Linked DNA regions of Mus musculus: all the other regions are linked to region 3. Evidence: chromatin loops called from intact Hi-C (ENCODE). Cell type or tissue: left cerebral cortex. All regions are shown on one strand.

What was found. Hi-C counts contacts between places; a loop is a spot of excess contacts. Peaks named below come from ENCODE experiments on the same cell type or tissue, not always from the same donor. Only the 100,000 strongest peaks of a DNase experiment are listed, where the experiment ranks them.
Region 1: it touches region 3 in a loop (6-fold over the local background); 4 of 42 quality-filtered maps call a loop at or near these places.
Region 2: a loop joins it to region 3, with 2.2 times the contacts of the local background. A loop is called at or near these places in 6 of 42 quality-filtered maps.

Annotation. Positions count from the first base shown.
Region 1 is chr19:57,236,291-57,238,790 of GRCm38, forward strand. It overlaps a transcript of Ablim1 not described here. Among named protein-coding and RNA genes, the nearest start is that of Ablim1, 22 kb to the left of the region's middle. In left cerebral cortex, no CTCF peak of the experiment used is centred here; DNase peaks (open chromatin) are centred at 518, 1,192, 1,457 and 2,387; H3K4me3 peaks cover 1,899 bases; H3K27ac peaks cover 1,262 bases.
Region 2 is chr19:57,192,686-57,195,185 of GRCm38, forward strand. The region is part of intron 1 of Ablim1 (actin-binding LIM protein 1); the gene reads right to left. Among named protein-coding and RNA genes, the nearest start is that of Ablim1, 22 kb to the right of the region's middle. In left cerebral cortex, a CTCF peak has its summit at 1,432; DNase peaks (open chromatin) are centred at 156, 858 and 1,409; H3K27ac peaks cover 552 bases.
Region 3 is chr19:57,313,858-57,316,357 of GRCm38, forward strand. It overlaps a transcript of Ablim1 not described here. Among named protein-coding and RNA genes, the nearest start is that of Gm50270, 8.5 kb to the right of the region's middle. In left cerebral cortex, a CTCF peak has its summit at 1,004; DNase peaks (open chromatin) are centred at 267, 474, 977, 1,269 and 1 more place; H3K4me3 peaks cover 1,750 bases; H3K27ac peaks cover 1,857 bases.

The sequences.
Region 1 (2,500 bases), 78 kb before region 3:
CCAAGTAGAGACTATCATGGTGAGAGTAACTCGAAAGTTAAAAACAATAAACTCACGGGTGAAGCCAAGAACCTTGAAAGGGAGAGACCTGTGTGAATTAATAGTGTACTTGCACAGTCACGTAGGCAGCATAATCTTTTATATGAAAACAGAGGCTGACCCCTTAAGCCACTTTGAAATAGTCAATAAAGAGGTGCTTGTCACTCCGCTACCATGCTGACCAAGACCATGCGTCCCACAACTCCTAGAAGATTGCTTCTATCAAGTCAGCATGCAGTCCCTGAACGGCGCTGTAAGAAAAGGAAATGCTAGGCTCATACTGTCCATCAGATTTGAGGCAGCTTGGTGTAGTCATAAGCCAGAGAAGAGAGTGGCTGTCACGGTGGGGGAGGTGAGACTTGGGGAGAAGTTCTCAACGCCCTGCCATTGCTGTTTTCTGGGACCTGGGAGCCCTACGCTCCTGGCTGCTATTGGTCCTCACTCCTCCCGCACGTTCCTGGCAATGTCACGCTCTGATTGGCCCACATTTGTGGATGTTGGAAGAGCTCATTTGCCGAAGGAGCTGCGAATGCCTCTTTAAGCGCGAGAACCCATCATCTAACCAATCTCCATCTTCTCCCAGGAAACCCAAGAGGCATACAGACACGCTCTTCCGCTTTGTGGGAGGGAATGAGTGACATAGCGGGAAGGCTTGTTAGACACAGTCTTCTGATGATTATCCTAGCTTTCATCGCCGCCTTTAAAGTGTGTATGCAAATGACGGAGACCTAGGTGTCAGCAGTCATATTTAAATATAAAATAGAGGGCTGCATATCTCAGACGCCTAAATTACTATTAATCATATGCAAATGCTAGCTCATGCATTTCTTTTATATCTGAGGAGAACAAATGACTGCATCAAAATCTTGCCTCTACCTAGGAGAAGGGACGGGGGAATCTACTCTAGAAGGGAAGGGGATAGATAACCAGGTTTGTCTGAAAACATCCAGGAACCAACTAATGAGACTAGAAATAATGTTTAATTATGGTCAGACTCCCGTCCATTCAATGTATCCCTTTATAAAAATACCAACTTCAGCAAAAAATATATTGCTATGGCCCGGTATAGTAATACATGCTGTGATCCCAGCACTCAGGAGGCAGATGCAGCCGACAGCCAAGAGTTCAAGGCCAGTGTGGGCTACAAAGCAAATTTAAGGCAAGCCTGGACAGGTTAGAAAGACTCAAAACAATAGCAAATGTATTGCCAATGCGCCCTGAATCGAGCACTGTATTTTTTTTTTTTAAATACAGAGCAATGAGACCCTTTCTTGTTCCAAACATGAAGTGTGTCTGATTTTAAGTCTTGAAAGAATTTGCCAAATTCCAATCTAATTATGACTGAGATTCAAGTTAGCTGAGTGAGTTCTAGAGATACTTTCTTCAGATTCCAGCTGGCAGCAAGCGGGGACGCCAGATACCTTCAAAATATGCCGTGGAACAGAAAGGGAGTCAATTAAAGCTAAGGGGAAAAAAAAGATTTTCTTTCCGGGCTTAGCCTCTAGAAATAGCACCCACTTACAGCTTTATTCTACTGGCTTAGAATCTCTTAATCTCTTCTGTCATGTAAGACTTTTTCTGTAATTTACCCTAATGTTCCTGGAAAACAAGATGAAAATGCATTCTTTGTGTAGTACAAACAATTAAAAAAAAAGACCTTGAACTTACTTCAAAATAACATATCTGCATTATCATATCTTATATATCATATCATGAATGTATTCAAATAGATGTATAAAGACCCTGAGACACTGTAATTTTATCGCTATGACCTCTTTCAGTTAGGAAAATCATAAATTGTAGTTTTTTTCTTAACCAGAAAACACATTAATACATCTTAATGATTATGCCATATATAGCATTTTTATTAACTTTTAGTTTCAGCCCTCAAGGAGGTCAAGAGGGTACCTAAGAATCTTCTGTAAAATTCCTGTCATCCTATCCTTCAGTGCCGGTGGGGCAGGGGAGGGAAACACTGAGACTGACTCTGGCTTACCGCCCCGCCCAGCTAGGGCTACTGTCAACTTTAAAACTTACTATTCCTTTGTTTGTCAACATTTATCTTCCGGTTACTGTCTAAGGTAGATCAATAGCCAATGCAGGATCATATTTCCAGGTTGTGAAGGCCCGAGCTCTGAGAATTACTTTTACTGGAAAAAGTTGCAAGCAGGAGAAGACAGATGAATTATTCATCATCTACCGTGTGCCAGCCCTGAATGCCGTCATGCCTCCTGACAAGTGCCCTCATGTGAAGCAGACCGGGTGCCCCAGTCCTCCAAGTGCCCAGGATGATGACAAAGCTGAGCCAGGCGGAGCTGATCTGAGGTGCTGCAACTCAGAGAGCCAGCATTGAAGGGGAAGGCACAGAGCCCATCTGCCTTCTGCGGCATCCCTTACTTACTGCCTGCACTCCAGAAACCAAGGTAACCCAGCCCCACTGAGGAAGGAAGTCCCCCTAAAA
Region 2 (2,500 bases), 120 kb before region 3:
TGGAGGGGCACTGTCATCATTCACCAGTGTGCTTATAGAAAGTGGGAAAGACAAGACAGGTGCTCAGCGTGAATGACACAGGTTTGGAGGCAGAGATGCTATCATGATTCTACAAGCAAAGGAGTGGGTGACAAAGTGGGCTGGCCGAGCAGCAGCAGCTCAGGCAGATGCACAGACTCTTTCTTCCCTGGGGGACTCATCCAGAAGGAACCAGCTCTGTAGAAATCTTCATTATGGACTTGCATCTTCCAGAACTAAGACAATACCTTCCTGTTGTTTAAACCACCAAGCCTGTTCTGTTAGGGACTCCCAGAAGACTGTGTGACTTGTCTACCCCTCTCATTTTTTTTTTCCATCACATCCCTGGCCAGGTTCCATCCATCCTCATGTGGGCTTCTCTCAAATCTCACATTTTATTTCCACTCTCATTTGTCACATATTCAGACCTCCCCAGTCTCCAAAGGCCCAGATTAAAAGCCCTCTGCTCCAAAATGGCCGATCAGCATACCCTGAAGTCAAACCAAGATGGCCGATCAGCATACCCTGAGGTCAAACCAAGATGGCCGATCAGCATACCCTGAGGTCAAACCAAGATGGCCGATCAGCATACCCTGAGGTCAAACCTCAGGTGAGATGCTTCTTCCACACACCTACTTCCTCTCAGTCACGTGTGAGCCTGTTTGGCTTCAACAGTAGACAGCCAAGAGACAAGGGAGCCACTGTGCCCTGTAAGTTCACGGGGTCTCCCCAGCCCAGAAAAGAGCATGCGGGGTACGTACGTGATGATACGGAGGAGTTTCCTGGAGGCGTGTGGACTTCGTGAGTCTTAAGGGGAAATGAAGGAAGGACCTCTGCAGCCACACCTGCTGCTGAGAGCACGCAGTCCATTTTCAGCAACTGAAATGAGCCAGGAAGTAGAGCCACCCCCACCCCACCCCCATTATCTGGAACATGTCTCTGTGCCAAAGCTCTCCGTGGTGCAGGCTCAGCTGGCTTCCTATAGGAGTCTGTACGCTTCTCACTCACTACTGAGAGACTCCGTTTACCGAAACCTGAAAGACAACCCAGCCCAAGGGATCCTAGAGTCCCCTTGTTCCTTTTTTTTTTTTTAACTTTTTTTTTGTTTTGTTTTGTTTGTTTTTTGTTTTTTGTTTTGTTTTTTTTTTTTTTTTTTTGAGACAGGGTTTCTCTGTGTAGCCCTGGCTGTCCTGGAGTTCACCCTATAGACCAGGCTGGCCTTGAACTCAGAAATCTGCCTGCCTCTGCTTTCTAAGTGCTGGGATTAAAGGTGTGTGCCACCACGCCCGGCGTCCCCTTGTTCCTAACTGGGTAATTTTGCCACACCCCACCTCATGCCCCTGGAGTTACACCTAGCAATGTCTGGAGACATTTTCAGCTACCACAAATGAAAGGGCAATGCCTCCAGTGTCCAGTAGGGGAGAGTCCAGGAGTGAGCCCAGCTAAATACCTTGTAATACACAGGACAGAACCACAAAGGAGGAGCTGACTGCATGGTAAGGAAAGCAGCTAAGAGATCTTACTGTAGAGACATCATTTGCGCTCTCTCGCTCTCTCTCTCTCTCTCTCTCCCTCTCAATCTCTCTCTCTCTCCCCCTCCCTCTGTGTGTGTGTGTGTGTGTGTGTGTGTGTGAGACTCGTGCACACTCTCCTAATTTTCAAATGTCAGGTAGAGAACAAACAACAGACATCCTTCCCTTGTAGGAGTATGAGCATTGAGACCTCTGTTGTTGCAGGAAACAAAACAAAACATAGAAGAAGCCGGAGTCTAAAACTCCATTTACCTGGCTAGGTCACTTTTGTGGCTGAATTCTTAATCTTTCACAAGGTCACATAGGTTCCAAGCCATAATGGTTCCACCTTTATTATTTAAATAAGATATGTTTATAACTTTACCTCTGGGATTTACTTATTTTTCCCCCTCAAGCAAACACACAAACAAGAAAGAAACAGATTAGTTTAGAAACTGTGCCAGAACACGTATCGGTTAGCCAATTACAGCTTTTAAATTAGTACAGTGGGTCCCCAGCGTACAGGCTGGCAAGTGTGTGTTGTCTTCAAGAAGACAGATATTGACGGATGAACCCCCAGAACCCTTCGGTGCATCTTCGTTAGAGGGTGCAGCAAGGATAAGGAGCCCTTGAACACCTCAGGGAAGCAACCACTTCATCAAGATTCTGAGATCGATTAGTGTCTGTGAGTGCAGGAGAATGGGTGTCTGGTCTGGAGAACAAAGATGACGCGAAGGTCAAAGGATGTGAGCTGCAGAGGGTCTGCTGCAGGGCCGGCCACGCTGGCTGAGCATGGACCTTCTCTGCAGCCTATATCAGGCTCAAGCAGAGAGGCAGGGGAAATGACTTACAAAGCAGTGTGTGCAACTGTAGGGAGCACAGCAGAGAGCCAGAGGCCTGCCTTGCTCTGTGGCATGGACATCAAGATGCTGTGAGCCTGCTAGAGGGTCCCCATCAGCTTTAGGAGGCAG
Region 3 (2,500 bases):
ACACGCTGCCTCAAGGGACATCAACGGATGCAGAAGTTACTGCCTTGCAAATATACTTTCTAAAAATAATCAATATTTTTCTTCAGTGCTTATGACAAAGCAACCAAGCCACTTCATTTTAATTGCTCGCAAGCTGCACAATGACTTGATCTCTTTAATATTTCACTCATAGTGGCAGCCACTGAGCTATGACTAACTCTCTCCTGAGCATCGCTGCTGTATCCAGATGGCAAGAAATTCATCCCCTTCACTCCTGCCTGAAAAGCAATTCTGATTTTTCTCCCCTTCTTTTCCCCTCCTTCCATTCCACCTGCAGTAACTGTTTCCACTCCAAAGGAGCTGGGAGGCGAAAGGGGGAACACCAGTCAAGGGTTAGAACAAGTGAAATTACTTTTTTAAAATGGAGCATAAACCCTGCAGCTTTAAATCCTACTGCATCAAGCCCTGGATTTCTTCCATAACTGAGCTACAAAATGGTAACAAGAAAGGAGGAAAAAATTGCCTCTTCTTCCCAGTCAGCCCTTCCACAGCTCTTCAGCAGGATTGGCAGTGGCCAGCCCATCCCCCACACCTTCCCAGCCCAGAGGCGCCGCCAGTACAGGTGGGCTGGGCACCGGACCTTGGCCCTCAGGCTTCGCCCACATCCGGCGACCAAGGTCAAGGGCGACCGCTTCCTTTCCCAGCCTTAGGAGCCCCGGGAACCGCTGCCAAAGTTTCAGGCCGGGCTGGGGCCAGCTCTGCTCTCGAAACCCCTTGCCCTCAGGCACCTGCCCAGCGCGCCCTGTTCCAGACCCCGCGCCGGCTCCGCACGCCATCCCACCTGGTCCCCACTCACCTCGGGTGGACATGGCTCAGGCAGCCACAGGAAGCGGGAGGGAGAGGCGAAACCCGCAGGGCGTGGGGAGGAGAGGATCCCAAGACGTGCACACGGGCTCGCGCGTCCTCCCAGCCCCGGGCGAGCGCACGCCTCCCGCAGGACACCTGCTCGGCTCGCTGGCTCGGGGCAGCCCGGCGGGCAGCCGCGGATCTGCAGGGCGCGGCGCTGCTGACAGCTAAGGCCGGCTGGGCGGGGCCGGTTCCCCCTCCTGGTGCCCGTGGGCCGGGCCCACTCGGGTCCAGAGGCTGCTGGGGACTCACTGCCCGCTTGGCCACGGCGCCAGGCGGAGCTTTGTTTCTGAGCAAGGTGGGGCGTGTGATGGGGTCTACGTCTGCTACTCTCTGGACCCGAGTCTCTGATGATGATGATAATAATGCGGGGGAAGGAGGGGGAGGTATTGCTGTCAGTGAATGCTTTCCAGCTTCCAGCCTTGGTCCCAGAGAGACACCATTAGAAGGAGTGAGTCTATGCCTTCCCTAAGAGCTGTCCTTCAGTGGAGAAAGAATTTCAGGGTCACCTGAGGGGGATTGACCCTGACTGTGGAGCAGTCTTTGGCTGTTCATAAGCAGGACCAGCTATGACCCTCATCAAGGCCAGTCCAGCTCTAGAAAGGCTGGTAACCGGGATGGGACAGGGCTGGAGCCGAGAGAGGGTGACGAAACCCTTTCTGTGTATCATCAGGACAGAAATGAGAAGACTCAGAAGTCTGCTGCCTCGGAGGTGTGTAGACTGCCTCTGTGCTGGCTGGGAGAACAAAGAACAGCTGGCCCCGAGTTCTAAACTCCCCGAGTCCCTTCCTCACCTCTTCCTCTGTACTCCACAAAGGTCTGGTTATTTTCTGCGGAAGTTCTTCCCAAATCTCCTGATGAAAACGAGATTCACCGAATAGGTTCGGCAATTCAGAAATGCTCAAAGAACAGGTGGACATAATTCTAGGAAAAATAATGGGCAGATAGTTGGAGAACGCCCAGCTTTATGATCCTGTCATCAGGGAAGTGTGAGGATAAAGACATAATGAGAGAAGAAAATTGTGAACTCCAATAGCAACTCCTAAACTCAGCACCTAACATCAGCTCATTGGCTGCGGCCTCAAAATGACTTCTTTCCCTCTGACCTTAGTTCACCATTCGTCCTTCACACCTGAGTGATTCCAGGGAAGTCTCCATGCTCAACGTCCATGTTCCCCAGCCTCAACGCTCCTCAGCCTGCCTCCAGTCTCTGCCTCCTTCACTTTAATTCTACCTGTTGGCCTTGAGAATAGTTTTTGTTTGTTTTGGGGGTTTGGGGAGGGGCTTGCTTGTTTGTTCGTTTGTTTACTTAGGCCATTGTCATAACTCCAAAGCTTGCAGGGTGCCCCCACTGATCAACAGATAGTCTCAGTATTTCATCCAAGCAATTAATTCCACCGACAAAGATTTAGCGAGCATATACTACGTGCCAGTCCTCATGGCAGGTCGTAGGGCCTCAACAGTGAGTGAAACAGGCATGATCCATGTCTAAAAGAGCTTTCCTCTTCTGAAATGTTAAGAACCCTGAACACCGTGCATGCCTGTCCTCCTGTGCACCTCTAGCTATCCCCCAAACACTACATGATGACTTTCCCTGCAGACGTTTCTCAATAAT